3 separate regions of the Mus musculus genome follow, and all the other regions are linked to region 1. The links are chromatin loops, found by intact Hi-C in ENCODE. Cell type or tissue: gastrocnemius. All regions are shown on one strand.

The links. Peaks named below come from ENCODE experiments on the same cell type or tissue, not always from the same donor. Only the 100,000 strongest peaks of a DNase experiment are listed, where the experiment ranks them.
Region 2: it touches region 1 in a loop (2.8-fold over the local background); 2 of 42 quality-filtered maps call a loop at or near these places.
Region 3: it touches region 1 in a loop (2.4-fold over the local background); 8 of 42 quality-filtered maps call a loop at or near these places.

What each region holds. Positions count from the first base shown.
Region 1 is chr4:155,697,088-155,705,087 of GRCm38, forward strand. It overlaps Ssu72 (Ssu72 RNA polymerase II CTD phosphatase homolog (yeast)), which reads left to right and starts at 7,728. Exons shown (of 5, transcript NM_026899.3): 1 at 7,728-8,000. In gastrocnemius, a CTCF peak has its summit at 3,556 (motif pointing left); no DNase peak of the experiment used is centred here; H3K4me3 peaks cover 905 bases; H3K27ac peaks cover 2,077 bases.
Region 2 is chr4:155,365,634-155,373,633 of GRCm38, forward strand. No RefSeq gene overlaps it. Among named protein-coding and RNA genes, the nearest start is that of Prkcz, 8.2 kb to the left of the region's middle. In gastrocnemius, a CTCF peak has its summit at 3,234 (motif pointing right); DNase peaks (open chromatin) are centred at 3,247, 5,389, 5,782, 6,383 and 1 more place.
Region 3 is chr4:155,620,982-155,628,981 of GRCm38, forward strand. Slc35e2 (solute carrier family 35, member E2) reads left to right here. Exons shown (of 9, transcript NM_177186.4): 9 at 1-2,359. It overlaps Cdk11b (cyclin-dependent kinase 11B), which reads left to right and starts at 3,873. Exons shown (of 20, transcript NM_007661.4): 1 at 3,873-3,960; 2 at 4,550-4,673; 3 at 5,793-5,908; 4 at 7,715-7,842. The coding sequence starts at 4,563. It overlaps Gm16023 (predicted gene 16023), which reads right to left and starts at 3,774. Exons shown (of 3, transcript NR_040441.1): 1 at 3,378-3,774. In gastrocnemius, no CTCF peak of the experiment used is centred here; a DNase peak (open chromatin) is centred at 3,777; H3K4me3 peaks cover 2,149 bases; H3K27ac peaks cover 1,924 bases.

The sequences.
Region 1 (8,000 bases):
CGGACTTGTCTGAGGGGTGGAGGACATAGTAGGTTGTCTAGACAGCTAGAGCAGAAGTGGAAGAGGTTTGCAGTCCAGCTTTTCTCCCACTGCTGTTCTTTGGGGATCTAGGCTGTTTATGAGGTGTGTTCTGATGTCTTCAACCTGCATGGGCAGCAGCTGGCACGCTGGAAGTTCCCTGTCTAAAGTACCCTAGCTCCCTCGGCACAGTCTGATTCTAGAGCTAGAACCGTGTGGGCTCTTCTGGTGCCAAAGCTCTAGACTGCCCTAGGCCCTCAATGTGATTCAACTGTGGTTCAGCTGTTAGAATGCTTTCCTTGCAAGTGTCCAGCACCATATAAACTGGGCAGCGTGGTAGGTACCTGCAGCACCAGCACTCAGGACACGGAGGCTGGGGATCAGAAGTTCAGAGTCATTCTTAGCTACGCATCGAGTTAAAGGCCAGGAAAGAAAACACAAACAGGGCTGCAGAGATGGCTCAGTGGTTAAGAGCACTGACTGCTCTTGCAGAGGTCCTGAGTTCAAATCCCAGCAACCACATGGTGGCTCACAACCATCCGTAATGAGATCTGACGCCCTCTTCAGGGGCATCTGAAGACACAGCTACAGTGTACTTAGATATAATAATAAAATAAAACCTAAAAAAAAAAAAAAAAAAGAAAACACAAACAACAAAAATCCCCAACATACAGGTCAGACATATGGAGAGGAATGAATTGTACCCATTTAATTACTGTTCAGGTTTCCATGAGCAGCTATGCCCCAGCCCAACCCTGCTCAAGTGTGTGTCCCTTCTTAAAATTTTCAGTATGATCTCCAGGGACATTGTACATTTTTACCCAAAACAAGACCTTCGAATCTGCCTACCTTCAAAAACATAGTCATAGCATGTAACTACCTTAGCCTACCAGAATGACCCATAGCCATCGTTCTTTGCGTGAACTGAACCCCCATGAAAAGTGTACCAGCATTTCAGACCCTCCATGTGCTGAGTTACATAGAAGTGACTCAAAGCTCACTCACTGTACCCAGGACAGTAACACACCCTTTCAGAACACACAGTGTAACCCCACTGGTCACTGTGGCTAGTGTGACTCAGGAGATTTTTGCTTTTGAGACAGGGTCTTAGTGTAAAGCCCTGACTGCCCTGCACCTTGATATGTAGACCAGCCAGGCCTTGAACTCCCAGAGATCTGCTGCCTGGTGCCTCCCCACTGCTAAGATTAAAGGAATGTGACTAAGCCACGTGAGTGAGTGCTGGTGCTGCAGGTATGTACACCCCTCTTGCCTGCCTTCTGCGTCTTCCTCTACCTTTTCCCATCTTTCCCTCCCTGCCTTTTTTGTTTTTTTTGTTTCTTGTTTTTTTTTGAGACAGTCTCTTACAGCCTTGGATAGCTTCCAACTCATGAGTCAAAGATCAGCTTGAACCCTGACCCTTCTTTCTCCCCGGGTACTGAAATAATTGATGGACCACCAGTTTTGGTTTTATAGAGTACGAGATGTCAAGCCTGAGGTATTATGTGTGCTAGGCAAGCATTCTACCAACTGAGTTATATCCCCATCCCTATTTTGAAGTTTCCAGCTATGTCTCCGGGTTCTCTGATCTATTCTGAAATGCACAATATACCATTAATCCTATCTAGCACCCTTTTTTTCCCATCACACATAATAACATGTATCATAAAAGAACAAATTGATAAACTTTATAGAAATTTTAAGCTAGGTTCTGGGTTCAAATATATAATCTCTCAGCAGTTGGAAGGTGGAGGCAGGGCTATCCGACGTTCAAGGCCAGTCTTGGCTACATGAGCCTGCAGGTTGGTGACATGGCTCACTGGGTAAAGGCACCTGTCAAGCTTGACTTGAGTTTGAGTCCTGGGACTTACAAGGTGGAGCGAGGGCACCAACTCCTTGAGGTTGTGGCCAGACCTCTCCATGTACGTGCTCCATGAGCACACACACAAAGGAATGTAAATATCAGTATTTAAAGATTCTGCCTATTGCCAAACACGTGGTATTCACATGAGATATTCACATGATCTCATCACTTAGCAGGCTGAAGCAAGAGGATTGCTTGCCATAGGCCCTGTCTATGTTAGGGACTGAACTCAGGTCCTTGTCATGTTTGGCAAGAGCTCCTACCACTGAAGCTATGCCTCCATCCCCTCAGCAGTTTTTTCTCCCTCCCTTCCTCTCTCCCTCCCTCTGTCTCTGTCTGTCTGTCTCTCCTTTTTTGTTTTAGAGACAAGGTCTCACTATAAAGTCATGGTTATGCTGAAACTTGCTATATAGACTAGACTGGTCTTGGACTGAGAGAGATCCGCCTGCCTCTGCCTCCAGAATTCTGGGACTAAAGGTGTGTGCCACCATGCCTCTCCTCTTTGACTTTTTCTTAATCCAAATGGGAAGCATTTGCACACACACAGGCTGGGCATGGTGGCACAGGCCAGCACTCAGGAGGTTGATGATTACAGACCTGAAGGGGGCTTGAGCTTAGCAAGTGAGGCATTGCCCCCAAAACACAAAAGTCAAAACAGAATGAAAAGAAAAAAATCCCATTTCTGCTTCACTTCCAGGTATTAGTTCAATGAAAACTTCGAAAGTGTTTGTATGCACAGTTTACACGGAGATGCTCATGGCTGAAGTGTGAGGTATCTGTAATAGCCCCAGACTAGAAACAGCACAAATTACCATCTGCAGGTTGTTGATCAAAATGTGGTATGGCCAAACAGTGGAAAGCAACCAGCAATAGACAGCAGGAAAGCTGGCAATAGGGAACCTGGGCATGGTAGTGCACACCTTTAATCACAGCACTTGGGGACCAGAGGCAGGTGGATCACTGAGTTTTGAGGTCTACAGAGCAAGTTCCAGGACTGCCAGGGCTACTCAGAGAAACCTTGTCTCAACAACAACAACAAAAGGCCAGACAAAGGAGCAGGGCACTAGAACCCTGGTCACGTGAAGGGGGTCAGGATGTCAGGGTCATTCCCAGGCATAAATTGTCTTTGAGGCTAGCCTGAACTACCTGAGACTGTAATTCTAAAATATGCAGACCATAGTAACAGGCAGCAACGTTAGTGTTGACTGGAGAGTGGTGGGTTGCCTGGGGATATGACTGAGGGCTGGGAGTAGAGGAGGCGGGAAAGATTACAAAGTGGTATAAGAAATGTTTGAGTTTGATAAATGTGTTTTGTTAATTTTGCAGGTGTTTTCATGTATAGAGAAACATACTGAGTTTTATGACTTAAGTACTATACTTGTGATTTGTTAGGTTAGTTGTCTTATTCAAGCTATTAAAAACTTGTCCTAGCCAGGCATGGTGGCACTTTAATCCCAGCATTTGGGAGTTTGAGGCCAACCTGGTCTGCATAGTGATTTCCAGGCCAGCCAATGCTACATAGAGAGACTGTGTCAAAAAAGCAAAAGCAAAAGTGGTAGGGCTGGAGAGGTGGCTTAGTGGTTAAGAGCACTGATTTCTCTTCCAAAGGGCCTGAGTTCAATTTCCAGCAATGGCATGGTGGCTCATAACCATTTATAGGATTTGGTGCCCTCTTCTGGCATGCAGGGGTACATGCAGATGTACACAAAATAAAATCTGAAGAAAGAAAAGACTTCATTTTAGTTTAAAAGGTTTTTTTGTTTTGTTTTGTTTTGTTTTTTTAAATGTCATGATCTGGGAGGTGGTAGTATACACTTTTAATCCCAGGGCTTGGTAGATAGGCAGACACAGGCAGATGAGGCCAGCTTGGTCTACAGAGTGAGTTCTAGTACAGCTAGGGCTACACAAAAAATAAAAAATTGCTCTAGGTGTTGGAGAGTTGGCTCATCATTTAAGAGCACTAATTGCTCTTCCAGAAGATCTGGGTTAGATTCCCAGCACCCACATGGTTAGCTGGCAACCATCTAGATTCTAGCTGTAGGGGATCTGATGCCCTCTTCAGGCCTCAGAGTGTCCCAGGCATACATATATAGACATGCATGCAGGCCGAACACCTATATACATAAAAAATAAAAGAGTTTTTCAGCTTAGGTTTCTCACCTTCTGCCTTGAAACAGGCATCAGTGAGAGAGAGAGTCTAACTCTGTAGTCTTGGTAGTGTGACCACTCAGTGTGCACAAGGCTGTGATATCACTTAGCCCCTCCCCTCCCTTATGATCTGGGAGCACTCGGTTGAGGGCTTGTACACAGACAGTAAGTTTTGCTTTACTTTGTTTTGGAGATAGGGATTCGTGTAGTCTAGGCTGGCCTTAAGCTCTGCATAGCTGAAATCGACCCTAAACTGATTCTCTTGCCCTCACGACCTAAGTACTGAGGTTATAAATATCATCTTACCCACACTGGGACAGCAGGCCTATGCATACTGGAAAGGGGATGGGAGGCAGCTCAGTGGAAGAAAGCCTTGGGTTTCATGTGTGTGGTGTATATGTGTATCATATATGCATATGTGTGTATGTATATATGTATGTATGAACCCTTTTAGGGTTCAGAGTCTATAAGCAGGGCATATAGTTCCAAAAAGAATGTTCAGAGACATAAGGGCAAGTTGAATGTGTTGTGGCACTTGGAGCAGGCACAGGATAGTGGACTAAAGAAGTAGGAGGGGAAGCCTTTCTGAAGGAAGGGACATCAGTTGTGGCTCAATTAGTGACGAAAGTGACTGAGATATAGCTGGACAAGCAGGACAGGTGAAGTAATGTCTGCAGAAGAAATAACGGATGGGAGCAGCACATATATTAGAAGGAAAGGCATGAGATGAGCAGCGTCTAGCTTCTCTGCCATTACGTTCTAAGACGGAGGAGAGATTGGCGTCAAGACATAATGCCTTGAATATCAGGCTGATGTGTTATGAGAGCATTGGAAAACCACAGAGGTTTTCATATTCACTGTGTAAATAGATCTGCTCTTACTTGTGACTGCAAATGAAAAGGGATCTTCATCATAATCTTTATGGTGAAGAGAATCTTTACGGTATGAAAGCGTTGTGTAAAACATCTTCTATTTTAGAACAGTAACCAGATCTCTTAGCTACCGGCCAGCACTCCTCCCAGCCTCAAACGTTTCTCCCGACTGTCCCCCCCTCAGTCCCCAACAGTCTGCTTACACAGTCCCCTCTACAGTTTTGTCAATACCAGCAGCTCCAAACCCTCACAACTGTGGCAGCCTCTGCTCATCTCAGCTTCTCCTGGCTGAACTGCCTCCTAACAATATCTTCTGCACCAATTGCCTTTTCTTCTCACCTTGCTAGCCCAGTTCCTCTTTTCTCTGCCTCAGCTGGCTTTTTATATATAACTTATCCCCTTCCCAGAAATCCAAGAGGCAACCAACACAGAAGGCCATAGGGCCAAGCGGTTCTAATGGCTAAGAATTACCAAATGGCCAGTTGACTAGCAACTGGGGATCCTTTAAAGGCCCAAGCGCACTGGATAAATCACACTACAGCAATCACAGCACCCCTAATCCTCTTCTCAAATGATCGCCCAGTTTTCACTTGCACCTCCTGTTTGTTAAATGCTCCTTGCGCTTTGGCCCCACATACATATTTTTTGTTAGTTTTTTGGAGACAACCCCTACCAGCTAGGTGGAGTAGTGTAGGCCTTTAATCCCAACACTTGGGAGGCATGATGCAGGCAGATCTCGGAATTTGAGGCCAGCCTGGTCTACATAGGGATTTCCAAGACAGAGCTACTTAGTAAGAGCCTGTCTCAAAAACACCAAAGACAAAACAAAAAGCCAACTAAGCAAACCCAGGATAAGAGAACATAAAACAAAGGTACTCACTGTCACTCCTGGCCACAGAATTTTATAATAGTAAGTATGATAAAAGTGGGGGAAATGTCCTCACTGGTTCCTCAAAAACACACACGTGCTGCTTAATACTGTTCCCTTGAACATATCAGAGGACCTAAGGATTCTGGCACCTCGTTTGTAACAGGTCCCCAGACTTTAGCACAACTGATGCTATGTTAGAGACACCATTCTGCACTTAAAACCCAGCACATGGGCTGGAGAGATGGCTTAGCGGTTAAGAGCACTGACTGCTCTTCCAGAGGTCCTGGGTTCAAATCCCACCAACCACATGGTGGCTCACAACCATCTGTAATGGGGTCTGATGCCCTCTTCTGGTGTGTCTGAAGAGAGCATTGGTATACTCATATACATGAAATAAATAAATAGCACTGACTGTTCTTCCAGAGCTCCTGAGTTCAATTCCCAACAACCATATTTCACAACCATCTTTAATGGGATCTGATGCCCTCTTCTGGTGTGTGTGAAGAGAGCAACAGTGTACTCACATAAAATAAATAAATCTTTAAAGAAACAAAACCACCCAGCACATAGGCCTCAACAGCTAGTGTTCTCACACAAAATAAATCTTCAAAACAAACCAAACAAAGAAAAAGCCCAGCACATAGGCCTCAACACCTGACTAAATAGAAACATAGTCCATAAGTCCCCAAGTAAAAACTTCCTCAATGTTCTAATCTTGCTTTTTGACTTCCACAGTTCTGCTTCTCGCTAACTGAAGCATGCCAATCAAGATGGTCTTTGTACATAAAGTCAAAGAGCTGCAAGGCTCAAGGTTACATGATTTGGGCAAGTTCTCTGTGCAGCTAGCAGGCAAAAATAAAGACTTTCCTTTTGGCTTTCAGAGTGTCCACGTGATGGTCTCTGTGGGCTTACTCGCAACAGGTTCTCAATACTCTCCTCCTCATTAACACAAGGAACAATGATGGCAGACTTCAATAGCAATGAGGAGGTTCATAGTGGGAAATTTAGTTTCAAAATAGGACTGGAGAGATGGCTCAGTAGTTAAGAGCACGGACTGCTTTCCCAAAGGTCCTGAGTTTAATTCCCAGCAACCAAATGGTGACTCACGATCATCTGTAATGGAATCCCATGCCGTCTTCTGGTGTGACTGAAGACAGCCATAGTGTACTCATATATATAAATAAACTTTAAAAGAAAAAAAGGTTGCATGGAGGCTAGAAGATTCTAGGCCTAGGCAAACAGGTAGAGGTAGTCTTTGAGACAATTACTATAAGCGAATAAAATATACTTTTATAAAGGAGGGAGAAGGGATGAAAAAGAAAAGAGGAAGATACAGGAATAATAGGAATAAAGGGTAGATTACTGAATCTACGGCTTTTTTTTTGAGACAGGGTTTCTCTGTGTAGCCCTGGCTGTCCTGGAACTCACTCTGTAGACCAGGCTGTCCTCGAACTCAGAAATTTGCCTGTCTCTGCCTCCCAAGTGCTGGGATTAAAGGCGTGCGCCACCACCGCCCGGCAAAACACAGCTTTTGTTATACTTACTACACATTATCTACCTTCTTGTCCCTGACAATCTCATACTGCTCCAACTTTAAAGGAGTTCTCAGAATCTCCAAACAACTTATCTAATCCCCTTCACTTCTTGACCATTCCATTCGAGCTAGAGGGGACAGGTCACCAGGCAGGTAGGCCGGCTGTAAGTCGACCTGATTACCGAGTTCTAGGATTAAAGAAAAGTGTGAGGCACCACGCCCAGCAGCAACTCTATTTCTCTCTCCCCCTCTCACTTGAGATCGAGCTCTCAATAGGCAACCTAAACTGGCTTCCAACAGAGAAGCGATTTTTCCTGCCAGTTTTCCGATTGGCCGAACTTGAAGAGCCCGCTACCTCACCCATATTTTTCATATCGTTTACATGTTAAGCTGCAACGGGCTCACAGAGGAAGTGACGTGCTTCTAGAAGTCCAGTGACTCTGAGGAAGGTACTCGTGATAGAGATAGGGCACAAACCAAGTGCTGGAGCCCAGTGCATCTATGAAATTGGCAGAGTGACCACCTGGAGGAAACCGGAATGAAAAACGTCCCAACCACACCAAGAGAAGCCGCGGAAAGGACTTGAGACTCCCCGGACCCGCCCCAACGCCCGTCCCACTGAAGTTTTCAGTATTGCGCAAGCGCCGCGCCTAGCGCGTCATCCGAGGCGACGGTACATTAGGACGCAGGCGCGGC
Region 2 (8,000 bases), 330 kb before region 1:
GCTCTTGAGCTCAGCGTATGATAACGCCACCATTGAGAGAAACCCGCCCAAGAACTGCTCATGAGGTAGGTTCCTGTGGCAGATTGCCACCTCTGCAGCCTCGTCTCAGGCTGGTTGGCGAGCCTGGTGGTTTCTTCAGAACTGAACTACGGCTGCTGGTTCCTGCCTGGCGTCGGCCTGCCTAGAGGACTGGTCTGCAGCTGCTGAGTCATATTTGGTGTTTGCTACGGGACTAAACTGCTGCCAAAGAGGATCAAACCCACCCCCAAAGAACTATTGCTGAATAGGTCCACTTCCCCCCATCCTAATAACTTTTCTCTTCTACTACCTCTACTGAGTGGTGGATTATAGAAGAGGTTGAACCCTTATTAAAAGTAGGTTGCAAAAAATGTATGCCTATGGTTCAAACCAGTGTCCTAAGAGCTTCCCCAGCCCCTAACTACCCTTCCTTTTGGCCATTCTCTCCTGAGGCCAGTATTTGCAATGCAAAGCAACCTCCAGGCCTATGGGAGCAGGTCACAGCAGGAACTCCCAAATCAGAACCCCCAACCTGTGAGGCTCCAGGGTGAAGGGACCTGCAGGTTTCCCCTGGGAACTGTGTCGGGGTGTTGCCTGGCAGCAGACAACAGGATTTGTTTCCCAGTTCACCAGTGAACACTTGGCTGGGTGTTCCCATGGCCTCTCCAGGCACCCAGTGTAATGAGTGGGATTTCTGGGGCCACATGAGCTCCAGACTCTGTCCACCAAGGCGGGGGCAGGGTTTCCACCAGCTTCCATGGAGACCCGACCAGACCAGTCATAGTGAAGCAGAAAGGCAGGTTTCCAGAGCTTCCTCCCTGGTGGGTAGGGTTTGGAGGTGACCCTCAGAACCTGTGAGGTGAGGCAGACCCCAGCATGGGGCGGTTGGGGCCGCAGACAGGAAACTGGCTGGGCCACTGGAGGCAGATCCTTTCCATGTCCTAAAGTTTCTGTGGTTCCCCAGTTTTCCACAGACACTGGATACTCCCAAACACAAACCGTTTTCCAAATGAAGATACAATTAAAAATGGGTTTATACAGATTCAATTTCTGAGAAGATGAGGCCGTCCATGAAGCCCCTTCCCCAAAGCCCAGCTGGGTGGGTGGGGACCCACATGCCCGGCTTCACTCAGATCTCTTGGGACCAGCTGGTGGATGGTGTCTTACTTGTTTATATTGCTGTAATAAAACACTGACCAAAAGGGAGGAGAGGGTTTATTTCTCTTACACTTCCATATAACAGTTAATCATTGAAAGCGCTCAGGGCGGGAACCCAAACAGAGAAGGAACCTGGAGGCAGGAGTGATGGGCCATGGTGGAGGGCTGCCGTACTGGCTTGCTTAGACTGCTTATAGAACTACCTGTCCAGGGGTGGTGCCACCCACACCGGGCTAGGCCCAGTCATATAGAGGCATTTCTCAATTGACTCTCAGGTGTCTACAGCTGTGTCAAGCTGACGTAAAACAAGCCATCGCAGAAGGACAGGGTAGATACTGCCAGGTGTGGGGAAGGGTAAGGAGTGGCCAGTGGCTCACAAAGGGTTAAGTGAGGGCTTCTCCTACCTCCCTAGGAGGCTCTACCAAGTCCAGCGGATCTCTGTTATCTGGTTTTCTCAGAGCCTATAGGGGAGAGGAAACATTGTTCACCTTTCCAGATGTGAGGCTGACCCGGGTGGGGTCTGGCAGGAACCCACCTGCTACAGGAAGGGCCCAGAGCATTTGCTTGGCATACACAGCGGAGAGAGGGAGGCACCCTACCGCAGATGTTTCCTTTTTCTGTCAGGGATTGTGGGACTTAGAGAAACCAACTGAAGTGACAATATCAACCGAACTCATTCAGTCAGCCGTCAGACGTTGCTTGATATCCCATAAGTGCCAAAAGTTGTGCAGCCATAAGCCAGGGTTTTTCTCTTGTGCAGCCTGATGCCAGTTGAGACAGGCCGCTGCTTTCGGTGTTTCCCAGACCTATAGAGGTGACAGTTCTGTGGAGCTGGAGATGTGGCTCAGTGGCACCCATGTAACAAGCTGTCCGTCCGGCACGGACCTGCAAGCCAACTCTGAATGGAAGGTAGAGGCAGGAGGATCACTGAGCCTAACTTAAGTAGATTCAGGGAGAAACCCTGCCTCAATCCCACTTAAGTACACGGGGCTTGGTTCCCTGCCTAGTGTGACCATAAACCATGACCAAAAGCAACTGAGGGAGGGAGGAGTTTATTTGGTTTAGATATCATCCAGAGTTGCAGCCCTTTGAGGTGAGCCAAGGCAGGAACGTAGGAGAGGAACTGAAACAGAAGCAGTGTGGGTGCTAGTCCGCCCTCCGCGCCTGCTCAGTTTGCTTTCCGATACACCTCAAGGCCACCTACTCGGGAAGGGCACCTATGACAACCACCGATCAAGAAAATGCTCTACAGACTTGCTGACAAGCCGGTTGAATGGAGGTGTTTTCTCAGTTGAGGTTCCTTCTCAGAATGGCTCTAGCTACCTCAAACCGACCGAAAACTAATCAGCACACCACACAGACAAAGACACTCACACATAAACAGATGCCAGGGCCGGCAGGATTGGGTTATGTAGCTTTTTAAAATTTTTTAATCTTTTCTATGTATATGAATACACTATCATTGTCTTCAGACACATCAGAAGAGGGCATGGGATCCCACTATTACAGATGGTTGTGAGTCGCCATGTGGTTGCTAGGAATTGAACTCACGACCTCTGGAAGAGCAGTCAGTGCTCTTAACCTCTGAGCCATCTCTCCAGCCCTGGGCTATGCAGCTTTTAATCCCAGGCCGAGGCCAGCCAGGGGTATACAGAGAAACTCTGGGGGGAAAGGGGCAGAGGGGAGATACATTGCACCCCCCCCAAAAAACCAACCCCTAAATAAACAAGTAAATGGTGACTCTGTTGCATGTGGAAGACCAGGTTCTGGAAGAGGCTGGTTTTGGAAGCTAACAACATATTACAGGGGAAGGACGTGATGGGCTCACAAAGAGGCCTATGACCCTGAGAAGCAGGGAATTCTGGGAAAGCTAAAACGGCGGAGGCCGTGGAAAGGAGGATACGGAGTAGGTGAAAAGATTGGGGGACACACCAGAAGTCCTAGGTGTCCTTAGCCACTTTTGCCTCAACCTTGCGTTTCGCCTACACGGCTGGTGAGTAGAGATGAAATTCCAGTCCACCTGGTCCTTCCTGTCCTCCACAGGCAAGCGCAATACCGAGCATTCCCAGAAGGGGGCACAGGAGGGACGCAGCTGAGGGAGGGCTTGGCTCTTTGTTCCTTACTTCGATCCTGGTTCTGTCTTAGAAGGTGGGGGTGCTGTGCCCTACTCCCTCATGATCTGAGCTCTGGCTGGCTACCCCCCAGCGCCATGGGTCTGCATCTCCACACAATCCTGCTTCTCACCTCCCAGGCCCATAAGATGTTGCCTATGTCTTCAGTTCCGTCTATCCAGCCATCTGCTCTTCCAGTGGTAATTCCTCCCACCCTCCGCTACACAGTTAATTGTGCTAATCATCCCGGGTTTTTCGGGTGTTTTTTGTTTTTTGGGTTTTTTTTAATCTGTGGACTGCTAAAACAGACCTCTTGCCGCAAGCCTGTAATTCCCACCTGTTTAAGAGACTGAGAAAGGAATTATTGACGGTTCAAGGCAGCCCGGACAACTTAATAAGATTCTGACTCATAGTAAAAACTAAAAACGTGGGATTGGAAATGTGGCTCTGTAGAACATGATGAGGTCCTAAGTTCAACTTTCAATAATACCCACAGAAACAAAGTAATTTTGTTCTTTTGACTTAAATGGTATTTTGTCTTTTATTTGCTACGTCACCTGGAAATTTGCTCTATTGAAACTCTCCCAGAAATTATTGCAAAGAATTATGACCTTATGCTTAATATCTGAACCAAAAATAAAGACTGTTCTCCTGAGTATGTAGCTCTGTCCGTAGAGTACCTAGAATGTAGAAAGCCAGGCTTCAATCCCCAGCACTGCAGAAACGAGGCTTGGCTGTGCACACCTGAAATCCCAGCTCTCAGGATGCAGTGTGATGCACCTAAGAGGTCAAGTACTGAGTGTATCTCACCTAGAAAAGGACTAGCAATACCTGCTGAAAAAAAAATAGGTCAGAGCTGGATGTGATGGCACACACCTTTACACCATGGCATTTGGGAGACAGAGAGAGGCAAGCTGATCTTTGTGACTTGCAGGTCAGCCTGGTTTACAAAGTGAGTTCTAGGACAGCTAAGGCTGGTACACAGAGAAACTGTCTGGGAAACATGGGGGTGGGGGGAGACCAGGCCAATGCAATATTGAAAAACATTGTTCAAAAATTGAGAAACCCAGATAAAATGTGTCCTTAATAATATGGAAGTTGTTCTATACTAATAAACATACCATGTCTATGCGAAGTCTTAACTTAGGGGTTTCCAGTCAAAGGGTGAGCAAGAACCCTATGTATCTTGCAGCTCTCCAAATTAAATTAAATTATGTCATCCTTGAATATTATCTATTTGTTATTTATTGTGTGTGTAGAGGGGTGTGTACACCTGTAACAGTGCACACGAGGTCAGAGGACGACCCGTAGGAATCCATTCTTACCATGTGGGTGGGACCTAGGGATGGTGATGAGGTTGATGGTAAGCGTCTTTACCCTCTGAGTAGTCAGTCCACCGGTCCAGAAAATAAAAACCTGTGGACACTAGACCTTATAACACTGAGTGTACACATGTCCCTGAATGTGCAGACATAATCTTCCTCTGTGTGTGTGTGTGTCTGTGTATGTGTGTGCGAGTGTGTGTGTGTGTCTGTGTATGTGTGTGCGAGTGTGTGTGTGCCAGTGTATGTGTGTGTCTGTGTCTGTGTATGTGTGTGCGAGTGTGTGTGCGAGTGTGTGTATGTGTGTATGTGTATGTGTGTGTGAGTGTGTGTGTGTGTCTGTGTATGTATGTGTGTGTGTGTGTGTGTGTGTGTGTGTGTGTGTTGTATCTGGACATTTTGAATGTGGGTAATGCTGGGTCAGCAAAGACAGAAAAGCTAAGAAAACCTGTGGGTTGTTGGGTCAAGAGGCTAGAAAGAAGGGGAGCTAGATAGAAGTATAGTAGAGCTGTAAAATAACAGACCGACATCTCGGCTGCTTCCACACACTTACCAGCCGAACTGTGCAGAGGGCCCAGGCCATGCTCTAGGGCTATATCCTGCACCGGGCACAGTTGTGGCTACCTTTGCACCAGGCATCGCCACCCAAGCCTCACATGCCTGCGAGGCTCTATACTTGTTTATTGGTCACGTGCTCCCAGCGTACAGGCCTAAGGCCTGAGAGGCACTGGACCCGTTCCAGGATCACATGACTGCAACAGCAGGGCAAAGGCTCAAGGTCCCTGCAGGTATTCCAGGCTACAGCAAAACAACACACACATACTCACTTCTTTCTCTGTACCTTGGCTGAGCACAGAGTGGGGCTCCTGTCTCGGGCCTGCTTGAGTCCAGGACCCAAGCCTGAGTTACAGGTTCGGGGCATTGTCAGAGCATATGGGCACAAAGGCAGCTGGGCTACTGTGCTGCACCAGTCTGGAGGCCGCTGCAAACAGACTGGGCCCCACTGCACCTTCCTAAGGACTGAGGTTACTTAAGACCCAGTGGAGGATGAGGGGGCTCTGCCAGAACCATGTCGCCATGGCAATGACGGCAACAGCTCCAGGACTACAAGCACTATTTTAGCCCCATGAAAATAGAGTCACTTTAACTCAAACAATCACAGGAGATGGTAAAGGGTTTCCCAGCCCCCAGCCTGAGCCACCTACTGGCTTTATGCCATCTGAGCTCTGTGGTCTTGGGGGGCCTATGGTCAACTACACTGAGCTCAGGTCCAGAATATGTGTGAATCATTCCTGGGTGAGGCTGGCAGGCTGTAGAACACAGAGAGCCAAAACATTGTCCAGTAGGTCCTTTGGGCTGGTAAGGCTAGAGGATGGGAGAAGCCCCACTCCCCAGCTGCCTACTAGGGACTTGTTTTTAGAGAAAGCAAAAGCCTTGAAAGCACCCATGACGTCTCTTTCTGATCATTCCTCCTCAGGGTCTAAACCCAAGGAAAGACCCGCAAGTACACACAACTCTTGTAGCGCACGTCATCAGACAGTTACTGTCATGGTTGGTTGGGAGGTAGTTGTAGCCAGCAGTGAAGAGTAGCCCAAAGCTACCACAGACTTCACTTGACCAGTGGCCCATGGCCTTTGAAATGAAAGGCTGCACATTTGGACACATAGATCGACCCCCACACATGACCCTGGCACTCACACAGGCCATGCGAAGCTATCCTGCCAGGACATAAGGAGGCATGCCCCTGCTGCACGGCATTGGCTCCAGCAATCTAGCAGATGGAGGAGTTGCTGCTCTGCAGGGAGGCTCCAGACTCAAGCCTTGCAGCTTGGCTGTGTCCAGGTGTCTTTCTCTCTGGAAGCATCTGAGCTTTCCTGCTGAGAGCAGCTCATCCAATTCTCACAAGGGTCAGGAGCCTCCTAAGAGCAGGACCCTGCAGGAGCCCTTGACCTTTCTCCCCTGACAGCGTGGCTTTGTGGACAGTGTGGACACTTCCCAGTAATGTACCTTTGAACCCTAGGGCATGGCAGCTGTGGGGCCATCCTAGGCATATGAGCTCAGGGTCACCCCCTCTCCCCAGCCAAGCTGGCTGCACAGAACTTGTGTCATTGGGATGCTGAAGGTAAGGGTCTCAGAACAAAGGGTTAATAGACTTCTTGGAAATGAGGAGGGTAAACAGCCACAACACTCATCTGACAGAGGCAGAAGGAGCTGGGGTGTGGAGCCAGATGGACTGGGGTCCTATCCAGGCCTTGAGTTCCTCACATGTGGTATGGGGCTGTCCCATCTCATCCAGGGTAGTAGGTAGCCCTGCCAGGTGCCAGCTCCATGCCAGAAGCCCATCTTTCTGCATGTCTTCCCAAAGGCTATTAACACTTAAAAAGGAGACTTGAGCCAATTAATAAAAATGAACGGTATCCACTGAATGGATTAAGAGATAGAGAATATTCTAGATGTCCTGGCAGAAGAAACAATATTGTCTGGTTTTATGGGAAGTGCTAACTTCCTGTTGTCACAAAATACCTGAAAAAAAAATGACTTGATTTCTCACGCAGGATCTTGTTGTGTAGCCCAGGTTAGCCTGAACCTCACCACGGAGCTGTTGTGAGCCCACTATGTCAGACACATAGATGGACAGATAGATGCATTGGTATCTTTCCTCAATGTCTGAATTTATTGGATAGATAGTTAATACATTCACAAGTTATGTTGATTTTGTTGGCTATAATTTGTCAAGTAGGGGCTGGTGAGATGGCTCAGTGGGTAAGAGCACCCGACTGCTCTTCCGAAGGTCCGAAGTTCAAATCCCAGCAACCACATAGTGGCTCACAACCATCCGTAACGAGATCTGACTCCCTCTTCTGGAGTGTCTGAAGACAGCTACAGTGTATTTACATATAATAAATAAATAAATCTAAAAAAATTAAATGAATAAAATAAAATTCATAAAAAAAAATTAAAAAAAAAAATTTGTCAAGTAGTCCTGATTTCCCTTGATAGCTGGCTGTTAGCAAACCGATTATTTTTTCTTTTCTTTTCTTATTTTTTAAGATTTATTTTATTTATTATGACATAGTAGTTGTCTTCAGACACACCAGGAGAGGGCATCAGATCCCATTACAGATGGTTGTGAGCCACCATGTGGTTGCTGGGAATTGAACTCAGGACCTCTGGAAGAGCAGTCAGTGCTCTTAACCGACTGAGCCATCTCTCCAACCCCAGCAAACAGATTTTTTTTTTCGAGACAGGGTTTCTCTGTGTAGCCCTAGCTGACCTGGAGTTCACTTTGTAGACCAGGCTGGCCTTGAAATCTGCCTGCCTCTGCCTCCCGAGTGCTGGGATTAAAGGCGTGCGCCACCACACCCGGCTAGCAAACAGATTCTTTATCCAA
Region 3 (8,000 bases), 76 kb before region 1:
ACATATACACACACACATATATCTTAAAAATAAGTACATTTGCTAGGGGAGGTGGTGCAAGCCTTTAATCCCAGCACTTGGGAATCAGAGGCATGTGGATCTCTGAGTTTGAGGGCAGTCTGGACTACAGAACAAGTTCCAGGACAGCCAGGGCAACACAGAGAAAAGCCTGTCTTGAAAAACCAGATAAATAGATAAATAAAATTTAAAAACGTCCATGATTTGGGGTATACCTTAGTGGCACATCACTGGCATGTATTGTGAAGCTCTTGGGTTGATCACCAGCAGCAGATGTGGGACAGAAAGATAAAGGGGAGACAACAAAAATAACCCCAAAACTTCTAATACTAAAAGACAAGGAAACGTTTTTGTTTTTTGGGTTTTTTTGTTTTTTTTTTGTTTGGTTGGTTTTTTTTTTTTTTTTTTGGTTTTTCAAGACAGGGTTTCTCTGTATAGTCCTGGCTGTCCTGGAACTCACTTTGTAGACCAGGCTGGCCTCGAACTCAGAAATCCGCCTGTCTCTGCCTCCCAAGTGCTGGGATTAAAGGCGTGCGCCACCACTGCCCGGCCGGAAAGTATTTTTTTAATTCATTGTTTTGCCTGCATGTGTGTCTTTATGAGGGTGTTGGATCCCCTGAAATTGGAGTTACAGATAATTATGAGCTGCCATGTTGCTCCTGGGAATTGAATTCGGGTCGTCTTGAAGATCAGCCATCTTACCAGCTCCTGTTTTGTTTGTTTTTAAACCCGATCATGATGGCACATACATATAATCTTAGTAATTTGGAAGCATAAGAGTGCATAGTGGTTCAAGGCCAGCTTGGGCTACATATTGAGACCAAGTTTCAAAAAAATGTTTATGATCACAATTTCTCAAATATTAGGATTATCATCTGTCTTCAGATGGTGGTTCACACTTTTAATCCCAGCACTTAGGAGGCAGAGGCAGGTGATTCTCTGTGAGTTTGAGGCTAGACTGGTCTACAAAGCCAAATCCAGGACCCCCAGGGCTCTGTTACACAGAAAAACCTTGTCTCAAGAAAAGTAAAAATGATGAGTCAGAGGAGATTAAAGAGAATTAAAGCTGTTCAAGGGATTCGGCCAAGTAAACTTTACTTTGTGCCTTAAAAACAGCACAAAACAAGTGGCTTTGTGATCCTGCTCTCAGATGATCACTTTGCTCAGTGATAATAACAGATGCTCAGCACAGCCTCCTGTCACATCTGTCCAAGTGATGTCTTCTTTTTTTTTTTGTTGTTTTTTTTTGTTTTTTTTTTTTGTTTTTGGAGACAGGGTTTCTCTGTGTAGCCATGGCTGTCCTGGAACTCACTTTGTAGACCAGGCTGGCCTCGAACTCAGAAATCCACCTGCCTCTGTCTCCCGAGTGCTAGGATTAAAGGCGTGCGCCACCACCGCCCAGCAAGTGATGTCTTCTTAACATTGGAAAGGGGTAAAGAAAGATGTTAGTACAGATGGGAAACAATGCCGGCTCCTCCTGAGATTGCATTTACCTATGTAACCCATAGTGTCCTTGAACTCTAGATTCTTCTAAGTCATCGTTCTCAGGACTGAGATTACAAGTACGTGTCACCACTTCTGACTCCTGCCTTTGAACATCAATCTTTTGTTTTTTCTTAACACGTAAATATTGATCTCCCTGTGAGGCGGCCTCTTCATCTCTTCATTCTCCCACCCTTCGTTTATTATGCTAGGCATAGTACTCAGGGCTTCAGGAATGCTAGGCTGCTATTCTTTCTCTGAGACATGGCCTCCAGCCTGTTTTTCTTAGTTTATCAATGCCTTTGCTCTCCCCATGAATTAGAACAGGACATGCTGATTGTGGACAAATAGTATCCACCACAATTAGAGTGTAGTAGGTTTTAACTTCAGTGTCTCTGAAGTACGTTTTCCTGGGTACTCTGATCCTGACTTTGCCAGCTGCTGGACCCTTCCTAATATGTCCAAGTTTAGTTTGAATTAAATCAAGTTGGCTAGTTGTGTGTTTGTGGGGTTTTTGTTTGTTTTTACTTTTCATTTCTGGGACTCAAGCTGCATACTAAATTCATTTGTAATGTCTGGACTTAATAATAATGTAATTGTGAGTATGTTCGTTCAATGTTCGTTCAATGTTGGCACTTTGGAAAAGGCCACAGTTTAGGGTGGACAATTGTCTGCATCAAAGCCAAGTCATATTTGCTTTATACCAAACAATACTAGAGAATTAAAACACATCATAAAATGTACACTGTTTTGTATTTCACCTCTTTCAGTATTTAAATAATTATATTAATGCCTCCTAGAAAAGAATTCTGTTAGATAATTCAGTGATTCCTGAAATAAATTGGTATTGTGTAATTAATCCTGCAGTAGCCTCCTCATTCTTTTTATCCAAGCTGCCAATGGTTCTTGTATGAATATGAAAACATGTAACTATTTTGTTCGTTTGGTTTCCTTTTTTTTGATACAAGGTTTTTCTGTGTAACCCTGTGGACCAGGCCACCTTTAAACGGTACCTCTGTCTACAAAGTGATAAGATCGAAGATGTGAGCCACCACCACCTGGCTTGTATAACTCTGTTATGTATGCTACTGAAATCAGACTTAGTTTCCAAGTCACTGATAACTCTGGAGGCAAAGTAAGAGCTGGGATCACAAAGTGTTTCACTCCAATATCCCTCATTTTTTTCATACACTAGTTGTTATATTCTTTCACATCTTACCATTTCACAGTCATAACTAACAGTGGTTTCCTTTTCATTTTGTTTGTTTCTGACCCTAACTCAAGAAATTTAATCATATTGCTATTTTTTGTTTCACGATACAGAGCTGCTTTTGTAGCCTTGGCTGTCCTAGAACTAGCTCTGTAGACCAGGCTGGCCTCAAACTCACAAGAGGTCCGCCTGCTTCTGTCTCCCTAGTGCTGGCATTAAAGGTGTGCTCCACTGATGCATGGCATTGCTTTTTGTTTGTTTGTTTTTTTCCCCAATACCCACAGGATAACCTGACAAAAACAAGCAGCTGGAATTTTCCTTTCTGCTCTCTCTTCCATAAGCCCTGATAGGTTAATAGGTTTTTAGTGGAATCGTAAAAACCTTTAAGACCTTCAGGTGGTTTAAGTACACGTTTGAGAAGTGTCTAGACACTTCAGCATTTAGAATGAAAAGAAAACAAAAAGAATACAGAGATACAGGCCAGAAATAGAGGCTAGGTCTACGTACTAAACTCTATTTCAAAGCAAAACAATAACATAAAGACTCAACCACTATCGTAGGCCAAGCAGAAGAGGTTGTTTTAAGGAGGTTGGCTGAGGAAACTGGATTCGTTTCAATGTTTTCTTGTGCAGGGGACTTCCTCATCATAGGATGTTAACTAGCCTACCTGTGAATTCAGCTTCCTGGGTCCTGGGTAGGTCAGAAAGACAACTTGTTTTTCCATTGGATGGCACGACGCCACTTTGGAGGCGTCTATACGTCAGAGCAATTAGTCTGATGGGTAGAAACAAATGTCTGGCTGCGGAAGGTTGAGTGGCACAAGCAGCTTGTCACGAGTGCAAATGCTGCTCGGCCTGCAGACTACGCTACCGAGTGCCTGGAGGTAGCCCTGCCTGGCAGAGCGAAGGTGCAGCGGGAGGCACGGTTTCCGGTTTCCGCAGACGGCCGAGCGCATCGTCTCGAAACGTCATCTCTCGGAGACACCCCAGGACGTTACCAGACGCTACTTCGCTTTTATCCGCCCAGCCTCGCGTCGTTGGCAGGAGCCAACTCACGATGTAAGGACACTTCCGGTGCGCGCAAGGTACTGTGGGGCGGCCAAAAAAAGTCGAGCGCACACGCGGTTCGTCGTCGTCGTCGTACGTCATCATCACGCTTCCGCGGAGGAAGTGACGACAATCCTGGCGCGCGCCGGGCGCTGTTCCTTCCCAGACTCCAGGACCGGCTGCGGCGGCTGTAGCGGCGCAGGGGTGAGTAGCGGCGCGGGGGTTCGGAGCAGGGTTTACGGCGCCCCTGAAGAATCGCGGCTGGCGACACGCTGCTGCCGCGGAGCAGTCTCGCTCCACACGGAGCTGAGGGCGGTGGAGGCGGCAGGCCTGGCGGCCCCCGGAGCCGGCCCTTGCCTCAGGTTTGCGTGACTGAACCCTCAGAAGTGGGACCCCGCCCCGGAGTCCCGCGCTTGACAGTGCACCTTGATCTTACCTGTCACCCAGGCCTCCCCGCGTCCTGGAGCTTTCTCATACAACCTTTTGACACCTAAGGCAGAGTGTGTTGAGTGCGAGGCACTGAAATGACCTGGATGGTCTTTCATCCTAGAACAGTACCGTTACGTGGATGATGATGGTTGCGTTTTACGGAAAACACTGAGGTAAACTAAGTTACCCAAAACCTTACAGGAATGACAGAAACGACAGTGTATTCAGGCAGAATCCTTCCGACCTACCGGGACTTACTCTGAAACACTAACGATTAGACTTAAGTGTTCGGAAAAGACAGACCGACAGACCGACCGTAGCTTTCTGTGTCCCGAGGTTGCTTGAATTGTTTTTCTTTTTGCAGTGTTTTAACTCAAATGGGTGATGAAAAGGACTCTTGGAAAGTGAAAACGTTAGATGAAATTCTCCAGGAAAAGAAACGAAGGAAAGAACAAGAGGAGAAAGCAGAGATAAAACGCTTAAAAAATGTAAGCTATGTTTTTTAAGTAAGTGGTTTTCTTAAAGAAGATTTAATTTCTTTGCCCTCATTTTTCCATTAGAACAACGCTTCTTCGGTGAAGTTCTTTTGTACTTCCAAATGTCACAGGTGAGCCCAAAATCTATTCTAAAATTAACAAAAACATTCATATACTCAGTTGACGTTGAAGATAGATTAATAACACACTGAAGCTGTATCGAAATGAGAATATCTCGTTACAAAATAAAATATTCTGAACCTAGAATCATTACTGCCACCAGACTAATTTTTCTCATTTCATTATTAGTATATTCATAATACCATTTACCAAGCATTTTTAATAAAGTGGGAACTTTCCTTGCAATTAAAATGAGTGCTTTGTAATTACCTTGCTTTGGATGATGATATATTTAGAGTCCTTAGGTGACTGGATAAGAAACATTGATATAAGTGCTTCTTATTGTCAATATATGTATGATGTATTTCGTGTGTAAAAATCCAACTAAAGTCTTAGTTTTGGCTCAGAAAAACTAACGTTCATATAGTCTTATGACCCTTATCATGTACAATGTTTTAAATTTTCTGTTCTCAGGTTTCAGGTTACCAAAAAAAAAAAAAGTGATTTTAATTACATGAGTTTTGAACAAAATTAATATTTGAAGTTTCTATTCAAAAAATGTATATTTAGAGTTGGTTAGCAAACTTCAATTATCCTTAAAGATATTTAACCTGTACAACCTTTAATCCTAACACTCAAGAACTCAGGAGGCTGAGGCAGGCAGATCTATTGAGTTCAAAGCCAGCCAGTGCAATGTATATTTTATGTATATGTATAATTATATATATGTGCATTTGTATGTATGTGTGCATATATGTGTATATATGCATATATATATACACACATATACTTCCTATATATGTGTGTGTCTGTGCATATATATAGTGAGCTACGTATGGTGATGTACAGTGATGTACAGTGATGTAACCTCAGCATTTTGAAGACGGAGGCAGGTTTCTAGCTCAAAAACCGTCTTGAGCTACATAACAAGTTATTTTTCAAAGATAGACAAAGAAGAAAGGTGATTGATAAGGAAAATGACTCAATGCTTCATTTTCCTTTGCTTCTTAGTCTGATGACCGCGATTCCAAAAGGGATTCCCTTGAGGAGGGGGAGCTGAGAGATCACCGAATGGAGATCACAATCAGGAACTCACCATATAGAAGAGAGGATTCTATGGAAGACAGGTGAGAGAACTTAAGCTGTTGTCATATTTAGCCTGTAGCTCATGGGCCACATGGGCCCTAGGTTAGCTATGAATGCATCCCAATACAGAATTGTGAACTACTTAAAACATGCGTTTTGTTTTTGCAGTTTTATTGGTTGGTGGGTGGAGTTAGTGTTGGGGTGGGGGTGTACGTGGGTGTTACTTTATCCACAGGAATCAAAAGGTCCCCAAAGCTGGAGTAAAAGGTTGTTGTGAGATGCCCAGTATGGGTCCTGGGAACTGACCTTGGGTCTTTTTCAAGAACAACAAGTGTTCCTAACTATTTAGCCTTTTCTCTGGTCCCCTAGCCTGCCTTTTGTCGGTATTACTAGGGAAAGGTTTGAAGGCTTAGTGTTTAAGAGCACTTGTTGTTTTTATACCCTGTATTGCAAGTCTACAGGTTTGATTCCAGCAGCCAATGGTCATGGTGACTTACAACCATCTGTAAGTCCAATTCCAGAAAATCTGATTCGCCCTTTGACCTCCATGGGCACATGTAATATATATGCAGGAAAACATTCATACACATAAATGAATTTATTAAAAAGATAAATTTTTGTATGTTTGGGTTTTTTTTGTTTATTTGAGACAGTGTCTCTATATAGTCCTACCTGTCCTGGAGCTCACTATATAAATCCTTTATCTCAGAAACCCACTTGCCTCTGCCTCAAAAGTGCTGGGATTTAAAGGTGTGTGCCACCATGGCTGGCTATTTAAAGTTTGTATTTTGTCCTGACGTTTGTCTCACATGTGAGATGGCTTTTGTGTGGAGTCAGCTATTATGAAGTCCAAATAAGCATGTATTCCTTTCTTTGTAATATCTTCAATCAAACCAGCACCATTTAGTTAGTATATTTAAATCGCTATCCTGTATTGCAAGTCTACAGTTTTCAGAGTAACCCAAGGTTGAGTTTGGAGGGGCCACTGTCAGCAGCATCGATGTCTGATGGTCCTTTCACGGTGGTGAGGTCATTTGTTCTCTCCTCCCATCCTGTAAGACAACTGAGGGAAGTCCTTTTTTTTTTTTTAAAGGTTTATTTACTTATTATATGTAAGTACACTGTAGCTGTCTTCAGACACACCAGAAGAGGGAGTCAGATCTCGTTAGGGATGGTTGTAAGCCACCATGTGGTTGCTGGGATTTGAACTCAGGACCTTCGGAAGAGCAGTCGGGTGCTCTTACCTGCTGAGCCATCTCACCAACTCCGAGGGAAATCCTTCTAAGAAACTCAGAGTGTAAAGTCTTCCAGGGTCTTGTGTTAAAGAATTAGTTGAAGGTTCTGCTAAGTGACTTTTTTTTTTTTAAAGATTTATTTATTTATTATATGTAAGTACACTGTAGCTGTCTTCAGACACTCCAGAAGAGGGTGTCAGATCTTGTTGCGGATGGTTGTGAGCCACCATGTGGTTGCTGGGATTTGAACTCAGGGCCTTCGGAAGAGCAGTCGGGTGCTCTTACCCACTGAGCCATCTCACCAGCCCTAAGTGACCTTTTTTATTTGTTAAAGTTAATAAAATTACTGGACTTTAGCAGCCTTATCGAGGTATAAATAACTAAATGAATTGTATATGATGTGTGCTTTGACATATTTTACCTTGGCCATGAAACCATCACCACAATCAAGGAAATGGATAAATGAGCACGCCCCTCTCTGTAGAAAGGCGGCACATTCGTACTACAGGCCACACTGATTTCTCACAGTTCTTTGTGTTGGGAATGATGCTCTTGTCTGAGTAGATGCTGGCACTCTGCTCTTGCTCTCACGGTGCTGCTCATCTCTTTCAGAGGAGAGGAGGATGATTCTCTGGCCATCAAACCACCCCAGCAAATGTCTCGGAAAGAAAAGGCTCATCACAGAAAAGACGAGAAAAGAAAAGAGAAACGTCGACATCGTAGCCATTCAGCAGAGGGAGGTATGGAAGGCTTGGCCTTTTCTGTGGTTGTCACAGCTGTTTGCATCCTCTCCCATGTTCTGCTTTCTTCAGTTGGGTCTAAAAGCGAGCATGAGTGGAATTTTAGCCAAAAGCATAAACTCATAGTCGACTTTTTGGAATAACTGTTTGCTTTTCTT